Linked DNA regions of Homo sapiens: region 1 is linked to region 2. A link is an interaction called in ENCODE POLR2A ChIA-PET data of the cell type or tissue named here. Cell type or tissue: CD4-positive, alpha-beta T cell. All regions are shown on one strand. Each heading gives the region's core, and the rest is flanking DNA. Links, peaks and the distances in the headings are about the cores only. Region 1 overlaps PIK3R5 (phosphoinositide-3-kinase regulatory subunit 5). Region 2 holds the start of LOC124903920 (a long non-coding RNA gene).

Region 1 (10,333 bases), core at 2,286-7,285, 56 kb after region 2:
AAATACGAATGATAACACAGATAGATGGATTCATTACTGGCTTCATAACCTCACCCAAAGGGTGTTGAGTAGCTTCATCTGTAGGGACATTGCTCCTAAAATGCCAGAGAACCCTGCCTTTGGTCCTTTATAGCATGATTGTGGTAAAATATATGCAATATAAAATTTACGATTGTAAGTATTTTTTTAATTCCAACTTTTATGTTAGATACAGGTGCAGGTTTGTTATATGGGTATATTGCATCCAGGTAGTGAGCACAGTACTCAATAGGAGGTTTTTCAATCCTCACCCTTCCCTCTCTCCCCACTGAGAGTCCACAATGTCTATTGCTCCCATGTTTATGTCTACTTGTGCTCAGTGTTTAGCTCCTACTTGTAAGAGAGAACATATGGTATTTGGTTTTCCATTCCTACATTAATTTGCTTAGGATTATGGCCTCCAGCTCCATCCATGTTGCTGCAAAGGACATGACTTCATTCTTTTTTACGGCTGCATAGTATTTCATGGTTTATATGTAGAACATTTTCTTTATCCAATCTACCATCAATGGGCACCTAGGTTGATTCCATGTCTTTGCTATTGTGAATAGTGGGGTGATGAACACATGTGAGTACATGTGTCTTGTTGGTATAATGAGCTATTTTCCTTTGGGAATATACCCAGTAATGAGATCACTGGGTCAAATGGTGGCTCTGTTTTAAGTTCTTTGAGAAATCTCCAAACTGCTTTCTATAGTGGTTGAACTAATTTACGCTCCCACCAACAATGTGTAAGTGTTCCCTTCTCTCCACAGCCTCGCCAGCATCTGTTGTTTTTTGGCTTTTCAATAGTGGCCATTCTGACTGGTGCGAGATGGTATCTTGTTAAGGTTTTGATTTGCATTTCCCTCATAATCAGTGATAATGAGCATTATCTTTGATATGTGTGTTGACCATTTGTACGTCTTCTTTTGAGAAGTGTCTGTTCATGTCCTTTGCCTGTTTTTAAATGGGGTTATTTGGTTTTGGCTTGTTGATTTGTTTAAGTTCCTTATAGACTCTGGATATTAGACCTTTGACAGATGCATAGTCTGCAAATATTTTCTCCCATTCTGTAGGTTGTGTGTGTACAGTTTTGTGCGTACAGTTCTAAGTATACAGTTCAGTGACATTAAGTACATTCACAATGTTGTGCAACCATCCCCACCATCCATTCACAGAACTTTTTCGTCTTCCTAAACTGAAACTCCATACCCAATAAACACTAACTCCCCGCCACTTCTCCCCCCAGCCTCTGGTAACCTCTAATCTACTTTCTGTTTCTATGAGTTTACTCTAGCTACCTCATTTGGGTGGAATCACACAGTATTTATCCTTTTGTGTCTGGCTTACTTCACTTAGCATAATGTCTTCAAGGTTCATGCATATCGTAGCATGTGTTTGAACCTCATTCCTTTTTAAGGATCAATAATATTCAATTGAATGTATATACACATTTTGTTTATCCATTTATCCATTAATGGACATTTGGGTTAGTTTGACCTTTTGGTGTAGCATGCTGTTTTTTATTAATAGTTTTCAGCAGGGCTTAGGAGGCAAGCTTACTCCACAACAGAAGGGATAAAGAACATCTATGTAACAGTGAAGATTCACAAAGTTCAAATGTGGATGAGACTCAAAATTGTTCTTCCATATCTATTCTCCTTCCTTCTATGGGGATATAACTTTTAGGAATTTTAGATCACGTTTCCCAGACTCTTGTAACTAAGTATGACCATATGACTACATTCTGGCTACTGGAATATGAATAGACATTGATAAGTGCAATTTCCAAGTCATGCTTTTAGAAGGAAGAGGCATGCACTTCCCTTCCCCCTTTCCCCTTCTTGCTAGCTGGAATGCAGATGCGATGGCAATTGCTAGAGCAGCCATTATGGACCATGAGATGAGAGCTACATGTTGAAGAAGGCAGAGCAATGACACAAAAGGAACCTTGGTTCCCAACCTATAAAGCTGTCATGTGAAGTCTGGATCACTTATGCCCAGCTTGCTACCTGAGACAGAAATAAACCTCTATCTTGTTTAAGCCACTATTATTTTGGGTCTCTCCAATCCAACAGAGAAACCAGTAGACCAACTAATATTTCAGTGAATGCTGAGTTACCTAATAAGAGAAATGATGTTTTTGTTTTTCTGTTACTATGCCATTTAGTTACAGCTGGTGGATTTCCCCTGAATTTGTAGAATATGGTTTATGGTCTGACTTAAAGACCACACGGTATACCCAAAATTTCCTTGATAGAGACACCTCATAAAAGGTGAAGTCATCCTACAGACATGACTTCTGGAGCACAGGTTTTCTACATGGAGTCCCCACCTCTGTGTGTCCTACTCTAGGGAGAGCAGCAGGGATTGAGCTATTTAAAGGCCAGACACTCATTGGAGCAAACTGGGCTGGCCAGTTAGTATTGAAGCGACTTAAGTCGAGAGAGTAATATTTTTATAAATGAATTAGGGGTAATCTCTTACTGGTCAATAAAGTACCATGAGAATAAATTATGGGCATTATTACAAAATTTTTTCTCCTTAAACAAGGTCAGATATTTTAGTGAAAAATAACATTTTCACCTCCATCTACTGAGCAGATCTTCGGAGTAACACAGCCAACGAGAAGTAAGCCTGCAGCTTTGAAAATGCAGGAAAGGTAGGGGGAGGAGGGGAGATGGGACCCTCTGAGGCCACTGAGCTCTGGACCCAAGTTGCAACTGTGGCCGTTATCATATGATTACCATGGCTGCAACCCAATCCCTTCAACAGCCCCTGGACAGGAGCCTTGATGGGAACCTGGCAGAGTTGAGCCATGGTCCAAGAAGGAGCATTCTTGACCAGCTACATCTATCTCAGAGGAGAGTGCTGGACTGTAATAGCACAGTGCCTTGGACCACAGTTGGGAGAATGAGGGAATGGGAAGTTGGACGCCTCCTTCTTTATTCATTGCACCCATTACATGGTCCAGCATTGAGGGCTTGCTTCCATCAACTTCCACAAGTCCCCACCATCTATCTGCTAGGCAACTCAAGTACCCTCTAGAACAGCCTTCTGAACCAACTCCCAAATGTCTCACATGCCTTGGACCTGAGCTACTTAGCCTCACTAGTTCAGAAATGTGTTTTCTTGATGCTTACATAAGGCTAGTCCTTGTTCAACTCCACCCATCATCTCCCTCCTCAACCCCACCCTTTAGGCCAAGCTCTGCCTCTCTCAAGTGGGAGGTTTTTATTAGCAAGTTCTTTAAAGGGCCACACCCTTATTTTTCTCTTGTTTTGCACAGTAAAGCAAATCCCCTCACACCAACAGCTATCATAGCACCGTGACCCACAGGCTAATGTGTTGAACTCACAGGAGCCTTTGCACCTTGGCCCTACCACTGGCCAGCTCACATTTGGCATCAAATGGGTTCAGAGGATGGATTCACCACTAAAAACAACCTCAGGTCTTCAGAAGTCAGGTGGTAAGAGTGAGCCCCATCTTTTGATCACCCACTCTTGGGTTACCCACCCACTGAAGAGGGGAAGTGGACTATATTCCTGTCCCCAGGGCCAAGAAAGCCCAACCCACCTTCCAAGACCTTTCCAGATACTTTTACTGAGGCCCAAGAGACAACAAGGGCTCTGGACACAAGCTCGTGTTTCTGTGAGAGCCATGGCAATGGTTCCAGGTTGGCAGGTGTGTGTCCTAGGGCTGCCACAGTCCTTGGAGGAGGCAGAGGGTCCAGTATCAGCCTCCTCAGCCCATTTCTCAGATATGCACGGAGAGAGTGTCACTCTCCATCATGCATGAGCTCTGAATTGGAATGGGGGAGTTATCGCTCCTGGGGAGTAATTTCCACCGCTCTCCCCTTCCCCCAGAAAGTGCTCTTTCCTCTGCAAAAAAAAAGAAAAAAAGAAAAAAAGAAAAAAGAAAAAGAAATAACTTTGTCCTTGCTTACTCTGACCCAAGCTCCCCCGGCTTGGGAGTGAGAAAAGGAAGTTTTTTGTTCTAGAGATTTCCACATTAGACTCAGAGGGAGGGCTACTTTTGTGAAAAATGCTTTGTATTTTTGCAAGGTGCAAAGGACCATATGCAAATTAATCAGTTAGTAATACTTTAATTTGCTCCCAATTTTTAAACCTGAATTTTACATCTCCCTTGTCCTCCAGGGTCAAGTAGGCCAGGCACCCCCTGGTGATGTTCGAAGAATCTCCAGAAATCCCTCAACAGTTTCTTCGCCTTACTCCCTCTGAAAACACAGCTCCTGATTGCCCTGATTGCCCCACAGCCTGGCACGGGCGGGACAGGAAGCCCCTCTGCCTTGTAAACACCGTGTTGCAAACAGACACTTCCCCAGGCTCTTATGCAGAAGCTGTCACCAGACTGGGAGTGGCTTGTTGGGGGAAGGTTCCCCAGGGCTTCCCCTGCTCTCAGACTTAGCTAACTGCTCATCTTAAATCTGACTAAATGGGAGGGTGGTAAGAAGATTCCCTGCCGGGTGCGGTGGCTCATGCCTTTAATCCCAGCACTTCGGGAGGCCGAGGCGGGTAGATCACCTGAGGTCAGGAGTTCAAGACCAGCCTGGCCAACATGGTGAAACTCCTATGTCTACTAAAAGTACAAAAATTAGCCTGGTGTAGTGGCGGGCACCTGTAACTCCAGCTATTCAGGAGACTGAGGCAAGAGAATTGCTTGAACCCAGGAAGCGGAGGTTGCAGTGAACTAAGATTGTGCCACTGCACTCCAGTCTGGGCAACAGGAGCAAAACTCCGTCTCAAAAAAAAAAAAAAAAAAAAGATTCCCAAGCAGAGGGTTCTCAGCACCTGGAGTTTGCATCTGGAGTTTGCCAGAGGCTCAGGGGTCTGAAGCAGCCCAGAGGAGGACACCTGCCTTGTCCCACAGTGGATCACAAAGCCACTGGTGTCTGAAGCCCTTGCAGTTGTGCACAGAAGACCAGTGATATGTCTGGAGGGTCCTTGAGGGGAGGATGACCGAACCCCACAGAGGTCTCAGATGGGGAGCAGCCCAGCCTGCCCGATCATCAGTCATCCAAGGCTGAGGCCCGGGCCTCTTCCATGCTGGCTGCTCGACCAGGCAATCACTCATTCAGCAAGCACTGATTGAATGACAAGTGCTGGCCCCTGCAAGGCACTGGAGAGTCAGCACTGAACAAAATGATTGGAAAGCTTCCCTCATTGGGAAGGGGATGAGTGAGGCAAGAACACACGTTAGGTCTTGGGAAAACTGAGTCAGGCAGTCTGGCTGGAGGAGAGCGTGATGATTCGTGGAGAAAGGAGTGGGACTCAACTTCGAAACCTGAACAGAAGACTAAGGACTCTGGACTCTCCCTAAGCAGTGGGGTGCCATCAAAGTATCTGAACACAGTGACATAGAAGTTTTCATAAGAAGAATCTCCTGGTGAAGAGAGGAAGAGCCTGTGGTCCAAAAGGCCCACCAGAGGCATATGGTAAATAAAGCCAAATTGGGTAGGAGAGAGAACAATGGGGAAGTGAGAGAAACAAGAGCCATGGAGAAAGGAAGCACCATCAAAACGGGCTGGGGAGTGGGGAACAAGGAAGATGGAGGGAGGACTCGGAGATGAGTCCAAGGTTTCAAGGCTGGGAGTCTGGTTTCAGCAGAGACAGAAATGGGGAAGTCTGCACAGGAAGCCTGCTTTGTGGATGCAGAGTTGGGCTCTGGATATTGCTCAAGTTGAAATAGGGCATCAAGTGAAAATAACCCGCATGTACTTGGAGGCCGAAGCAGGTAGATCACTTGAGCCCAGGAGTTTGAGAACAGCCTGGGCAACATAGTGAGACCCTGTCTCTACAAAAAACACACACAAAAAATTAGCTGGGCGTGGTGGCATACACCTGTAGTCCCAGCTACTCAGGAGACTGAGGCAGGAGGATCATCTGAGCCTGGGGAGGTTGACACTACAGTGATCTGTGATCGTGCCACTGTACTCCAGTCTGGGTGACAGAGTGAGACCCTTTCTCAAAAATAAAAAATAAAACAAAAATTTGTCGGGCATCAGACTTTATGGAGACTTCAAAAAAAAAAAAGATGCAGGTTGGGAAGAGACTATTGGAACTTGCCATTCCAGAGCCACCAGTGACCTGAAAGGAAGCCTTCCAGCAGAAGCATGGGCTAGAGGGTGGGTTTCTGCCATTGAGGTCTGAAGAGGGACTCATAGTCACTGGGAGTCCTGTCATAAGGTGGCACCATGAGGGAAGGAGCAGGTCCCCTCTCTGCTCAGCCCATCAGAGCAGCTCCCACAAGAAAACTCTTGGAGAGCAGGCTTTGAAAACTCCCAGGTGGTCAGAATCATAGAGTCCAGTTGGTCCAGGAGGAAACAGACTCAGCAAGATGAGGAAGTAATTAGGGGCCAGGACTAGAGATTACATCTCCTATTCCCATCCTGTAGCCCGTACATCACATCACAGCCCCCTGTGTTCTCTTAAGCACAATAACAGGCCAAGGAGAGCGCAGAGCTTTTCGTTTTCTCAAAATGAAACTCTCAACATGGTACAGAAGTGAATGCACAGTGCAAAGACCTATGAAACATTGACGTGAAAACCCCAAGAACAAGAGGACATCAATTCCCAGCTCAACCTGGAGGTGAGATAGGTTGGCCCCAAGATCTTATCTGGGACACTCACGGAGGAAGGCAATTTTGAAATGGTGTTCAATTAGTTTATTTTACCAAGTATCAGAAGGAGCCAAGAACAAGAGACCTCAAGAAAAGCCCATGCTCCCAGCAGAGGATGTGGGCGAGGATCCCAGTATCCATGAATGGCTATGGTTTTCTCACAGCCAAGGTGCTTCTGCTGCGGAGAACGGGCTGTGAAGCAGGGCTGTGGGGTTTCTGAGCAAACTGCCCAGCTTTGGGACCTGTTTATTCAAGGTCACTGAACTACTCAAACTCAAATCATGTTCTCAGAACAACCAGCGTTTACACAACCAGTCAGACATGGCCACCATGATTTAGAGAACTACAGGCTCTTTAAAAATAAGCTATATTGGTCTCCTTTCTCACGGCTATCATTTCCATAATATATAACATGTATTTTCCCTGCATACTTCCCCAACGGGAAACTAGCCACCACGAAGCCTCCCATTCCACTGTTGACCTGCTCTGAATTTCTCTGAGATCTTCCTTCTAGTGAGCTGGAGTCTATTTTCTTACAATTTTCCTTCTGTCATCCCTTTTCCATTCCAGAGAATGACACCCAGTTGAGAAGTCTTCACCTTTTTCAAAGGACACTGCTCGTCAAACATCTGAAGACAGATACTACTTCTCCTCTGTCTTCTCTTCTTGGAGAAAAACCTCGCTACTTCTTAATTACTTCATATTCTGTCATCGCTATCCTGGTCACCTATCTCTGGATATGAAGTGGTTGCTCAGCATCCTCCAAATGCAGCACCTGGAATTCACTCAAGGTGGATATGCCCAGTTCAGTGTGGAAATAGGCATGCTTGTTAGCTGAAGGGCATATAAAGTAAGGACCCATGGGACCTAGTGGCTGAACATTGGAAGCCAAGAATCAAAGATGGCTCTCGGGCATGAGCCTGGGAGCTCTGAGGTTTACAGATTTGTACCTGGGAGGACTGAGGAAGAGAGAAGAGAAGGAAGCTTGGGGAGTGGGAAGCCAAGAATCCCACAGTGGAAGACCTCAAGACTGGAGCCGTTCTCCCAGCTTCCAAGGAGCAGCTCATTCCCCGCTCTATAAGCTGTCACAGGGCGTGGGAGAAGGTAACGTGCTTCCAAAATCATTTGCAAAGTCAGTATATCAAAAACTGACAACGGCAGCACAGAAAAGGAAAATAGAGGTCAAATTCATTTCATGCAAAAATCCTAAAGAAAGGTGGGATGCGGTGGCTCACTCCTATAATCCCAGCACTTTGGGAGGCCAAGGCTGGTGGATCACTTGAGGCCAGGAGTTCGAGAGCAGCCTGGCCAACATGGTGAATCCCCGTCTCTACTAAAAATACAAAAATTAGCCAGGCGTGGTAGTGGGTGCCTGTAATCCCAGGTACTCAGGGGCTGAGGCATGAGAATTGTTTGAACCTGGCAGGTGGAGGTTCGCACCACTGCACTCCAGAGTGAGACTGTCTCAAAAAAAAAAAAAAAAATCCTAAAGAAAATCACAGCAAATCAAACCTAGCACAGTACTGAAGGAATAAAGCACCTTGACCCAATTGAGTTTACTCCAGAAATGCAGAGGGCTCAATATGTGGAAGCTAATGATCTAATGTGTCACATAAATCTATCACAAGGTGAAAGAGTACAAGAGTTTCCTTGCAGATGCTTTAAAAAAGTATTGGACAAATGTAACATCCATTCATGCTTTTAAAAATCCTTACAAAGGAGGAATTGAAGAAAACGTCCTTCACACATGGCACTTTACATCAAGGCACTGGTTCTAAAGAACTATGACCACATCAGAGAAACAAAGCCCCAAGCTCATGCCTGTCCCTGGGAACTTGGGAGGTTGCAGACTTTTGTGGCAAAGGAACAGTCATGCATGCCTCTCTGATCCGTAGACTGTTTATATTCATGTGTGTGGCCACAGACACCTTTTTTTTTCTCTCTCTCTTTTTTTTTTTTTCTGAGATGAAGTTTCCCTCTTGTTGCTTGGGCTGGAGTGCAATGGCGCGATCTCGGCTCACCACAACCTCCGCCTCCGTGTTCAATCGATTCTCTTGCCTCAGCCTCCCAAGTAGCTGGGATTACAGGCATGTGCCATCACGCCCGGCTAATATTTGTATTTTTAGTAGAGATGAGGTTTCTCCATGTTGGTCAGGCTGGTCTTGAACTCCTGACCTCAGGTGATCTGCCCGCCTCGGCCTCCCAAAGTGCTGGGATTACAGGTGTGAGCCACCACGCAGGGCCTTCTCTTTCACTCTTTAATCATCTTGGAAATGGGCTGAATTCAAAACTTGGTGAGAAATCCAACAACAGAGCAGTGGCCCAGTGTGCAGTCATGAGATGGCCCCCAGCACGCCGCTTCAGGGTTCTCACCAGTGAGTCGCTACCAGTGTCCTCTACACAGTTTTCATTATCCATCACTACCCCCAGCTTGCTTCTGACAACAGCTTCCTCCCACAGGGAGCTGTGCTGGGGATAATCCAAAGAAATCAGCACACAGAAAGTCATGTTTTCTAGAACAGGAGTTATTAACCTGGGTCCCTTGGTGAACTGCAGAGATCCAAGAAGACCTTAGAATTTTATGCAAAACTTTGAGCGAGAGAGACTGTGTGTGTGTGTGTGTGTGTGCACATGCATTCACATGTACATGTGTGCTTATGGGTGACGAGAGAGATGATCTTTCGCTTTCATCAGTTTTTCAAAGGGGCCAACTATCTAGAGAGAGTTTGAGACTCTCCTCGAAGAGTTGTCAGTGTAGATGTGATCTGGTTGCAGAACGCTCCCCCAGGAGGCTGGCTGGCTCGGCCAGGTTGGGTGGAAGTGGCTGTATGGAGATTTGCCTGAAAAGGGCCAAACCACCAAGCCATGCAGGAACAAATGCTCAGGCCAAAAACCCAGTGATACGTCTGCACAGACTTCATGGTTCTGGGGAGAAAGCTTTGGTGGAAGAAGGATATGGGAGCTGGACAAGTGACTTCCTAGATGAGACAGACAATCCAGATCAGGGCTTCTGAACCCTCCCAGAACAGCGGCTCCTAAGAGGAACAGAATGAAGGCCTGGCAAAAAATACGGTGGAGTTTTCTGTGGTTGGGGACTCAACTCCCTGAGCTGTTGATGGAGATGCACAAATGCAGAGGGCTCCTGAGCGGGACACGCTATCTGGTGATGGTCAGTGGAAAGGAGAAGAGAGGCCCCCCCATTAGTATTGATGACCTCAGCGTCCATAAGCTGGACCTTGGAATACGGGGAGGGGTGAGGAAGGTGGGAACGAGTCCCTGGTCTGTGTCAGACACTGAGAAGGGTGCTTGCCAGTAGTGCTATCATCTGATCCTCACAGGAGAGGGAGCCCACATACCCCACACATGAGATGTTGAAAAGAATGCTGGAGAGAATGCACTCAAAAAGCCCTTAGCAAGTATTCACTACATGGTAGGTATTAGTATTATGATTGTTATGATTCTCTTTTACTTTATATCTTTCAAGTCTCAACTCAAATATGACTTCTTCAGAGAAACCTTTCCTTAACCCCTCAACTATATTGAGTTCCCTTTCCATAATCTCATAGTATCCCATAATTCTCACAATTGTAATTGAACAATATGTGTGTTGCATGTCTTGTCTATGAGACTGTGAGTTCCACGGGGCAGGAACATTGCCTGTCTTGCTCAGTG
Region 2 (10,333 bases), core at 2,337-7,336:
CTTCCCGCTATGCCAGGCACCTCTCAGCCCATCCACTTTGCCTTAGCTCCAGCCAGGCAGTGGGTTTCGAGTTTCCCCACCTGCACCTCCCCGTCTCTGCCTGGAGTCCGGGGATCGGGAAGGACTGTGGTCTGGCCTGGCGTCCTCCGTGCTCTGAGGCATCTGCATCCCAGGCTCCTCTCCCAGCCCGCATCCCCTTTCTCCCTGGCCCTTCCCCCTCTCTGTCTCCTCTGACTTCCAAATGCTGAGAAGAAACACACCAAAGGTTTTCCTTTTGTTTCTGCAGCTTGACTCTGTTGTGCACAGTAGTCGCTTTACAGTGTGCATTCAGTTCTGTTTCCACCATGACAAGGAGATGAAACAGAAAGCGGGAGTTCACTCCCTCACAGAGCAGGGGCTGGGGACCCAGCGGGGTGGGTCGCCTTCTTGTCATAGCTTGGAAATAGGCCCAGGGCAGTCCCCATCGAGAGCAGGGCCACTCTGAACTGGGACTGAGCTGGGAACCTGCAGGACGTCCCCTCAGAAGTGCAAGTCTCGGGGGCGGGGTAGGGCGGGGGTTGGGGTTTAAAGACAGCTATAAATAGAAAGGCTGTGAGGTTCCTTTAGTAAAAGGCAGAAAATTACCACATAATGCTCTTCTAACTTGGGACCTAATTGCTTTGATTTTTGGCCTTTTGCGTGATGTTTACTTTATGTAATCATCGCATATTTAGAAGTTAACGTTTGGTCCATTTTGCCAGATAAGTCCTTGACACAGTGGCTATTACATCAGGACTTGGGACACCATCTGGTGGCCACTCACGTGCATTACAGAGAAGAGATCCTCACCCGCTCTCCAACCACCTCTACATAATACCATAGCTACCATAGCGGAGACAAACAGATATTCCCCATCTCCCTGACCATAAAACACATAGATACGCAAAATCTTCTCTTGACCTTATTTCTCTTTTCTTTTACTGTTTAATGCTTTTAACATTAACCCACACCCCGCTGACCCCATTTCTTCACCGCCACTTCTGCCTCTGTTGACCAAGGACATCCAGGCGGTCATACTCCAGGAAGCAGTAGACTCTGACGTCGCTCTCCCTCCACATCAGCTTTCTTCCAACACGCCCAGCCATTGGCTTCCAACCCCTCTGCCCTCCTGACCCTGCTCTCCTGAAGCTTGGCAACATTTTCCCCGTCCCCATACCCAACGGCCCAACCTCATCCTCACGCTGCTTGAACTTTTGTTTTGGAGTGCTTGGTACTGTTGACAACCTTCTCCTTGAAGCTCCTTCGTCTCCTCTTGTCTCTAGGATGAGGAGCAGTCTCTAACATCTATATTCGTGTGCCTTAGTCTCATTTTAGGATTGTGCTACAGTTAGAATCAGAAGCTGCTTCGTATGAGCTACGTGGACTCCACGCGACTGTTGCTCTATGTGTCCCGTTGCTTTAATGGGGGATATTTAGGAGGATACCTGTGCCTCTTGGCACACTCTGACCCAGAGAGAGTGATTTTCAGAGTTGTTTGGCTGGTGCTGAATACCCAAGGTACCAACAGTTCCCAAGCAGAACCTATGATCATCAGATAAACTCCCGCCCTCACCCCCAAAACACCATCAACCCCCTTCCTTGGCCTCTCTTGGTAATGGACCTCCCTGCTTAGCATGGGGTGTGGGGTTTTGGGGTAATTAACTGGTGGGCTGGGGCCTGAGCTGGGAACACATTAGAAAAGACTGTGCAATGTGGAGGAGGCTTTGATAATATAAGCTTTTGTACAGACTGACTCCTTTGAGCCTGGCTTAGAGATTGTACTGCCGAGTCCCCATTTGCTGGTATGTGCTGTGAGGTTGGAAATATCTCCCAGCACCCTCCATGGGCTTGGTTTTCACAATGTTACCTGGTGATGCCAGGGAGGCCATGAATGCTAAGTGGGGTGTGCAATGTCAGTTTCGAGACCACCCTTAACTCCACCCTCCACTCCCCAAACAGGGAGGCTGCACTGGGGAGCCTCAGATCCACAGACACCTCTCTCCCTTTGATCTTAGATCACACCCTTTCTTGGTCACCTTAGCAGATGGAAACAACTTTCTGAGTTTAGCTTCTTAGATCAAGATTGGTGCAAGGGCTAAACAAAAATCTTGCCTGGGTTGTTCCTACGTCAGGCTCTAGCAAGTAAGAAATTGAGAGAAGTCACCCCATACAGGCGAAGAACGGGGTGAGTGGGCAGAACACACTCATAGTGAAGTTCAAACTCCTGGCCCAGGTGTCCAAGGCCCTTCGCCATTAAGCCTTGTTCACCCATCAAAGCTTCCACTCTTTTTCAAAGTTGCAAATAGATGGGGATCCTGCACAGAACAGCAGACTGTGAAGATCCAGGACACAGGAAAATCACTACATCTGCCATCAAGCAAGCACTGGTATTAATGACACACGGATAGACAGGTCCATGCTGAGGGTGATGTGGGTACTTGAGCCTGGGGGAGGCAGGGAGCAACCACATCTGACTCAGTTTCCTCCTACAAGGGGAACACCAAGATTCCACGGAATCAACAGGGTGGAAGCAGAGCCCGGCCCCAACGGCATTGCAATCTCCAAATGAGACTAGATCAGGTTTGGTTCTCCAGCAACTATGATTAATATCAACTCATGGTGGACAGTTTGACCTACCTCATACCCTGAAGCAAACACCAGGCACACCACTCCCCACAGCAGGGTTTCTCTTACACTTCCCTCCTCACTGGGGGTCCCATGTATAGCGCCTTCCTGCTCCCCATCCCCAGGGTCCTGGACTCCAGAGAGGCTGGAGGAATTGGGGACTCATGGCTGTGGGCCTCAGCAGGGCCTGGGCAGGAAGGTGAAGCACGGATTTCAGGTGAATAAACAAAGGAGAAGACATAACAAGGGAGGCTCGGAATCTCTGGCCACCGGGAGTCCAGGAGCAGAGAGGGGGAAGGTGAGAAGGAATGTGGCTAGAAAGCCAAGAGGAAAATACTGGGGGGAAGGAACCCACTGGGCAGGCCTTCATGCAGGCAGAGGAGATGTGAGTTCTTGGAATGAAAGGCCAGTGCCACCACAAGACATATGCTGCTCTGAACAGGTGCAGTGACCCCACGGAAACGCCTGTGGGATGAGGTCTCCAGCTTTGCAGAGCCACCGGGCTTGTGGGGGCGAACTGAGATGAGACCTTTCATAACACCCTTTCACCACCCTGGTGAGAGTCACCCTAACAGGACCAATCCAGGCCTTATGGGCTACTCTTACAAGTAAGTCATATGTGGCAGAGACTTCTAGGCATCTACTCAATATCCATTCCTCGTTTTTTTATGAGTGGGACACTGGGCATTGTACCCAGTTGATGAGTCAATTTCTCAACCTCCCTTGCAGAATGTGTTAGGTGCAACCCCCCTCACCTCCTTCTTTCTGTTAACTGGAATGTGGACATGATGGCCAGCACTCCAGCAGCCATCCTAGACCAAGAAGCAACCTTGAAGATGGTGACTTTTGCCAAGGATGGTGGAGTGGAAAGATGAGGGAAGGCTGGTCCAGGATGTTCATGGGGCCACCATGCCAATGCTGGCCTGCCTTCATACAGATTGTGTGTGTGTATGTGTGTGTGTGTGGTGTGTGTGTCTGTGTGTCTGTGTGTAAAAGAAAAATAGCCCCTGAGAGTTTAAGGCATAGTTGTTTGGGGCTTTCTGCTATAGGCAGCCAGCTCAGTCCTAACTGATCACACCGTGTGGTTTCTGGAACACCTGCCTCTACTCTTTTCCCTAAACCTCCCCCACCTACTAGTCAATGATGTTTGACATCCTTCAAGAGGTCTAACCTTTCATTCCATAACCAGAGACAAAAAGTATAAAATCCAAATGTCTGTGATCAGTAATGTCCCCAGAGAAATGTAACACCACTGAAGAACATTCTGAATTCACCTGCCACCCGCTGATAAGCAAAACTGACCTAACCCAGGTTTGTTCCCCATTTGATAGGAAGTCAAAGGGTATGAAGCCATATTAAGCAACCCAAAGGGAAAGGGGCAGGAGAAATTCCCCAAGGGGGAGAGCGTTTATAAAAAGACAGCCTGGGCAACCCAGGGTCATGCAGCCATCTGTCAGTGCCTCTTGGTAGAAACACAGCTTTATGCAAATGTGAAAAGGATGGGATATGACTTTTGGTATCAAAGAGATATGGGTTCAAGTGGTAGAGCTCTTGTCAGCTATGTGACCTGGGGCAAGTTACATAAATGTCGAGCCTTCAGTTTCAGCATCTGAAAAATGGGAATAATAGTAACTACCCAGGGAGGTGTTCTGAGGGTTAGATGGGACCAACCTATGACGGTGCTTCATATGCCATAAGCAACCCTGGCATCATTGCTGTCCTCCTCGTCATCATCATCAACGATAATTATAATCCTGCTTTTGACCAGGAGGCTCAGAGAGTCTAAGGAACTTGTCCAAGGTCATTAACTAATAAGTGACGAAGTGTAGGTCTCTGTCATACAAGGGTTCGTGTTCCCTCTTTCATACTTCACTTTGTAGCTTAAACAAGAAATACTGAACTTGGTCTTCTCAAAATCATTTCCCATTTTATAATGAGAAGAATATGACTTTTCCTTCTTCCCCTACAGGCAAGGTGCAATCCTTGAGGTCTGTGTGCTTTGAAAATTGCAGAGCGGTTTGCATGTAAGATGCCCCATGTCATCCCCCAGGTTTACAGGTAAATTCTTTGCAGGAAAGTATTGTGGTCGGCACAGCTATGCAGGCATAGAGTAAATATTCAATAAACATGTGGGCTGAGCCCAAGAGGGCTGTGGTGGGCAGGACCCAGTGGCACTGACGTGAGGTTTCCTGCTACCTCCAGAATTGAGGCACTGGGCGATCATACGGGGGTGGAGTCAGGAAGCAGGGGGAGGCCCCCAGCCTTGATAACAGGCCCACTTCCTCTGCCACCCAGCCACATCAAAGCAGGATAAACTGTTTCATTCATTTCCATGGCAACTGGGTCCCTAAGACTTCACGGGGGGAGGGCCCACCTCCCCACGTCCCTTCTCATTTCTCCCTGTGACTTTACCAGGACCTACCTTCTAAGCTAACACCACTGCAACCCTTACTGCCCCCAGCACTGTGAAATCAATTAGGCCAACATTAATCCTCACTAACTGCATTGACAGGGAGGCATTGCTATACACCCATTTTACAGATGAGGAAACGGAAGCTCACAAGCTAAACGTCTTGCTGAAGGCCCACAGTTAGTAAGTAGCAGACCCAGTATTTGCAAGTACAATGGTCTGGTCCCAAGGACTAGAAGCCACTAAGTTATTCAGCCTCTCCTTCAAGCATTCAAGTTCCCTGGCCTCCATCCTAGCTCTTTCTCCACTTAACTGGGGGTGGGAGGGACTCAGGAATTGGGCAGCAGGCCTGTTGAAAATCATAGGAAAGGCTGGGCGCGGTGGCTCATGCTTGTAATCCCAGCACTTTGGGAGGCCGAGGTGGGCGGCTCACAAGGTTAGGAGTTCGAGACCAGCCTGGCCAATATGGTGAAACCCCGTCTCTACTAAAAATACAAAAATTAGCCAGGCATGGTGGTGCACGCCTGTAGTCCCAGCTACTCGGGAAGCTGAGGCAGAAGAATCGCTTGAACCCAGGAGGCAGAGGTTGCAGTGAGCCGAGGTCGTGCCACTGCATTCCAGCCTGGGTGACAGAGCGAGATTCCATCTTAAAAAAAAAAAAATCGTGCGAAAGTATTTTTCAACAAGCTCATTTAAGGGTCATGTAGAAGGTAATTTTGTTTAACTATCTGTCATTAATTAGGGCTTAGGTTCTTTAAAATTGAAGGTTAACTGGTGGATGTGAGATAAGTTGCAAGAGATTTTTGTTCAATAGAAAAGATAACCTCAAAGGTTATGGTTTTATTCCCCTCTGTGATGTTAACTATTTGGTATCTAACTTTGAGTCTTACTCTAGCTTCCATGAGGAGCTCATCTCAGTTTCTTGGATCCTCCTTTAAGCCAGCTCTATCATCGTGCTGGTTTCCTCATTAATGAGCGGGCACAGGCTCACTGTATATTTACGTATGTGTGAGGTTTTGGAACTGTTTGAAAATGATTCCCCGAAACGAGGGAGAGTTGATGGTTTCCTATTTTGGTTCTGCTTTCCCTGGAAGAGGAGAGGTTCCTGCCATGGGTACTTGGCTTGAGCTGCCCTCTTGGGGCATCTGACTTCTCCTTGGTCACCAGGATATCTGAAGCTTCACATGGTCCCGGGAAGGATGTGGAGGAAAAGGCCATCAGCAGTGAGTGATGGTTCCAAGAGTCCCCCCTGCTCTGAGGCCAAAGGACCCTCATTCTACTTCCGGCTCCAGCTGCTGCCCTGCCTGGCCCTTGTGCTGCAGGCTTCACATGTTATCATTCCAGGGCCAGGGCCTCACCACCGCCAGCACCTCCGTGGCACATCTGCTTTCTGTGCTGCCCAGAACGGAGTTTCTACCCAGCCGCCTGCAAAAATATCTCAAGGCATAGCGTGCATTGAGCTGAGGAGGGACAGCCGGTTCTACTTGAAACTGGGAAGTGGTCTCCCCACAGGTAATCCCCTCCCCCAACCCCACAACTCTCTTATCCTTTTCAAAATAAAAAAGAATCATTTCGGTCTTTGGTGGAAACCCAACGCCCTGCCAAGACATTTGCATTTTAAATTCTTTCTCTGAGCGTACTCGAAAGGAAGAAAGGCATTGCCTCCTAGCAAAGGAACTTCAGTCACCAACCAGAAGCTCAGAAGGCATTCTGATCTGTTTGTTTTGGGGGACAGTGGGAGGGAGTGTGGGAGGGAATGAAGGAGTTTGACCTTAAACTGGCGTGTTCCTTTAGGGTTTGTTCCTTTAACTGGTTTGTTCCTTTCCTTGGGAAGCTGGGTTGGCAAACCCAGCTTTTACCTTTCAGAGTCCAGCGCCTCCTAAGGGTCTTCCTGATGTCCTAAATCTCCACCCAAGTCTCTACCATGAGGTGAGGACCTTGTTATAGGTAGACTTGGGGGTTGGCCATCCCTAGCTGTACTTGCTCTGCTCTTTGTAATGACAGACAGCTGACTGATGGGGGGGCAGGTAGATCAGCTGATTGGGCGAGGCACAGACAGGTCAGCTGACTGGGTGGGGCGCAGACAGATCAGGTAACTGGTTGGGTAGGAAAGTTATGAACACTTCCAAAGAAATTTACAAGCCAGTCTTGAGCTTTCTAGGGTCCATAAGTTGTTGGGGAATAAGATTTGGTACTTCTGTTCTGTGTGTGTTTAATGTGTAAGGTGAGAATTAAACGCTGCCAGTACTAAACAGGACCTGGTGCATGTATACATTAGAAAGAGAGAAAACAAAAATGGGATTATAACATACTTAGTATTGGGGGGACTGCTTTTTCGCTCAACTAGTTATTCAACATCTTTTGAGCTCAGTAACTATTTCTACAATATCATTTTTAATAATTGAATATCATTCCACCAAATGACTTTGCCGCAGTATACTCAACCATGTTCAATATTTAGGTTTTTTGGCATTGGTTGATTATTAGCAAGGATGCGTTGATGAACGTCTTTGTTTTGTAGCTACATCTTTGTACATCCATAGGGATTCATCAGGATAAAATTGAGGAATGGAATTGCTGGGTGAAAGGGTATGCTTTCTGATGCTTTAGCAAACACAGCCCCCCATTCCTCACCAGCGCTGGCATTTTTGTTCTTTCTTTTTAATTTTTGCCAATTTGATAGGGGGGGAAGAAGAGTCTTGCTCTTTAGTTTTGCATTTTCTTTATGAGTAGTGAGGGTGAATATTTTGGGGGGTTCTTTTTGATGTACTTGAATCATATTTATTCATATTTCCATAAGTGTATTTGCCTATTTCTTAATGGACTAAAAAAAAAACCTCTTCATGGGTTTGATATATTAATTTTTTTTTTTTTTTTTTTTTTTTTTAGATGGAGTCTCGCTTTGTCTGCAGGCTGGAGTGCAATGGCACGATCTTGACTCACTGCAACCTCTGCCTCCCAGGTTCAAGCGATTCTCTGCCTCAGCCTCCCGAGTAGCTGGGACTACAGGTGTATGCCACCACGCCCAAATAATTTTTGTATTTTTAGTAGAGACGGGTTTCACCATGTTGGCCAGGATGGTCTCGATCTCCAGACCTCATGATCTGCCCACCTCGGCCTCCCAAAATGCTGGGATTACAGGTCTGAGCCACAGCACTTGGCCTGATATATTAATTTTTATTGCAAATATTTTTCTCAGTTTGTCATTTACCTTTCACTCAAAGTGGGCTTGCCATATGAAAAGCTTTAAATTTTATGCTTTCATATCTGTTAGTCTTTTCCTTTATAATTTTTGCCCTGGGGAATATGTTTGGCAGCTCTTCTCCACTCCAGGCTAATACAACCTATTTTTCTTCTGTAGTTTTTGTGGTCTTGTCTTCTACACCTAAACCTTTAATGTATCTAAAAGTTATTTTTATGTTTGCATTAGAACTCTTAATTTTATTTTTTAGATAGAATTTTTTTTTTTTTTTGAGACAGAGTTTCGCTCTTGTTGCCCAGGCTGGAGTGCAATGGTGTGATCTCGGAGGCACTTGAACCTCCACCTCCTGGGTTCAAGTGATTCTCCTGCCTCAGCCTCCTGAGTAGCTGGGATTACAGGCTCATGCCACCACACTCAGCTAATTTTCTATTTTTAGTAGAGATGGGGTTTCACCATATTGGTCAGGCTGGTCTCGAACTCCTGACCTCAGGTGATCTGCCCGCCTTGGCGTCCCAAAGTGCTGGGATTACAGGCATGAGCCACCACACCTGGCCTTTTTAGATAGTCTTCTAACTCAATATTTTTTATGGTCTACCAATTATCCTGATATCATCTATGAAATGACTGATTTTTTCATCAGTAATTTGAGGATGCCACTTTGTCATATAATATAATTTTGTATATTTAATATATTTCTAGATATTACATCTTCTTCCATTATCTATCTATTCTTATACCCATAGTGTACTATTTTAATAACTATAGCCCTATAGTACCTTCAAAAAATGGAAATATTTCCTTCTTACTCTCCTTTAAAAATACATGAATGAATATATACTAAGTGCATAAATAAATCTTTCAAATAGATTTTTTTATTTTCTTTATATATAAATTTATTTATTTGTAAAATATTTATATATTATGTTTTTTAGTTTACATATATTTTATAAATTTTAAAAATATCTTGGTATTTTGATTGTGGTTACGTTTACTTTCCTAACACCTGGTCTCGTTACAATATTGATTCAACCCAGCAATACGATTCTTCAATTATTCATTCTTCAGCAAAGTTTGTTTTCTCTATATAGGTTATTAAAATTTCTTTTATTTTTTATTTTTAATTGCTATTGTAAATTTTTTAAAATTATGTTTTCTCACTGGTTAATGCTGGTTTATAAAAAAAGCTCTTAGCTACCTGTTTTCTAGTTCTGACAATTCTTTGTTCAGGGGATTCTCTCAGTCTCGACAGAAAACCAATTGTTTGAGCTCCAACTAATTAAAATTTCTCTTCTTCAGAAGAGAAAGTATTCTTTATTTTTGTCTTTTTGCATAGGCAAATACCTATAAGCCAAAAGAGGAAGATTATTGGCTCTAAAGAACATGCCTCTAGTATTTTACCTTGGGCTGTTGCCATATTAAAAGCACTTCTAGAGTAATCGTTTCCATATATTGAGGGGTTTTGAATATCAGGAATGATGATGAATTTTATGAAATATTTTAGAGGCATCTATTGAGATGCTTTTGCGAATTTATTCCTTTGAGTACTGATTCGCTGAGCCGCTTCTCAGTAAATCACACTTGCTAAGTTTTCTCCTGCACTACTGTAGCTTCCTTAGACCTGATTTGCATGTCTATGACAGCACCTGCAATTTCTGAAGAATTCTTACTTTTCAGACCCCACACATGAAAACTGAGTCCCGGGTCTTGTCCACATTTGTCACAGTGGTCATTGTTCCTAGTACCAGCCACCTTCCCCAACCCAAACTGCATCAACCCACACACACAATTACCTACTTGTTCCTGGGGCACAGAGAACATGCAAAGCCCTCTTGTCAGCATCCTGGGGGCTTCTCTGTCTGATCTGGGTAGCCTTGGAGACCCCTTGACTAACCAGATCAGAGGCACAGGCCAAGGTGGGGTCTCCTTGCCCTGAGTGCCTGCTCCTACTTCCCCTAACAATCCCTCCTCGAGTTACCTCCCATATTTACTTTCATCTTGTGTGGATTCAACCATCAGATGCTTGATGGTGCTGTGAAGAGGAGACTCCATGTTTGTGAACCAAGGCGTTGGCAGAGATG

What was found. Peaks named below come from ENCODE experiments on the same cell type or tissue, not always from the same donor. Only the 100,000 strongest peaks of a DNase experiment are listed, where the experiment ranks them.
Region 1: POLR2A ChIA-PET joins it to region 2 with 29 read pairs; 11 of 35 experiments call an interaction of 5 or more read pairs at or near these places.

The regions. Positions count from the first base shown.
Region 1 is chr17:8,950,153-8,960,485 of GRCh38, forward strand. The region is part of intron 1 of PIK3R5 (phosphoinositide-3-kinase regulatory subunit 5); the gene reads right to left. Among named protein-coding and RNA genes, the nearest start is that of PIK3R5, 10 kb to the right of the region's middle. RefSeq lists enhancers at 4,530-5,031, 5,032-5,531. In CD4-positive, alpha-beta T cell, for the core only: no CTCF peak of the experiment used is centred there; DNase peaks (open chromatin) are centred at 3,199, 4,389, 5,279 and 5,629; H3K4me3 peaks cover 2,031 bases; H3K27ac peaks cover 4,151 bases.
Region 2 is chr17:8,894,336-8,904,668 of GRCh38, forward strand. The region is part of intron 5 of PIK3R5 (phosphoinositide-3-kinase regulatory subunit 5); the gene reads right to left. LOC124903920 (a long non-coding RNA gene) reads left to right here and starts at 2,851. Exons shown (of 3, transcript XR_007065611.1): 1 at 2,851-2,941; 2 at 3,086-3,251; 3 at 4,613-4,679. LOC124903921 (a long non-coding RNA gene) reads left to right here and starts at 6,462. Exons shown (of 3, transcript XR_007065612.1): 1 at 6,462-6,565; 2 at 6,888-6,982; 3 at 7,943-7,981. RefSeq lists enhancers at 526-595, 606-805, 6,336-6,455. In CD4-positive, alpha-beta T cell, for the core only: no CTCF peak of the experiment used is centred there; DNase peaks (open chromatin) are centred at 4,896, 6,396 and 7,086; H3K4me3 peaks cover 905 bases; H3K27ac peaks cover 2,935 bases.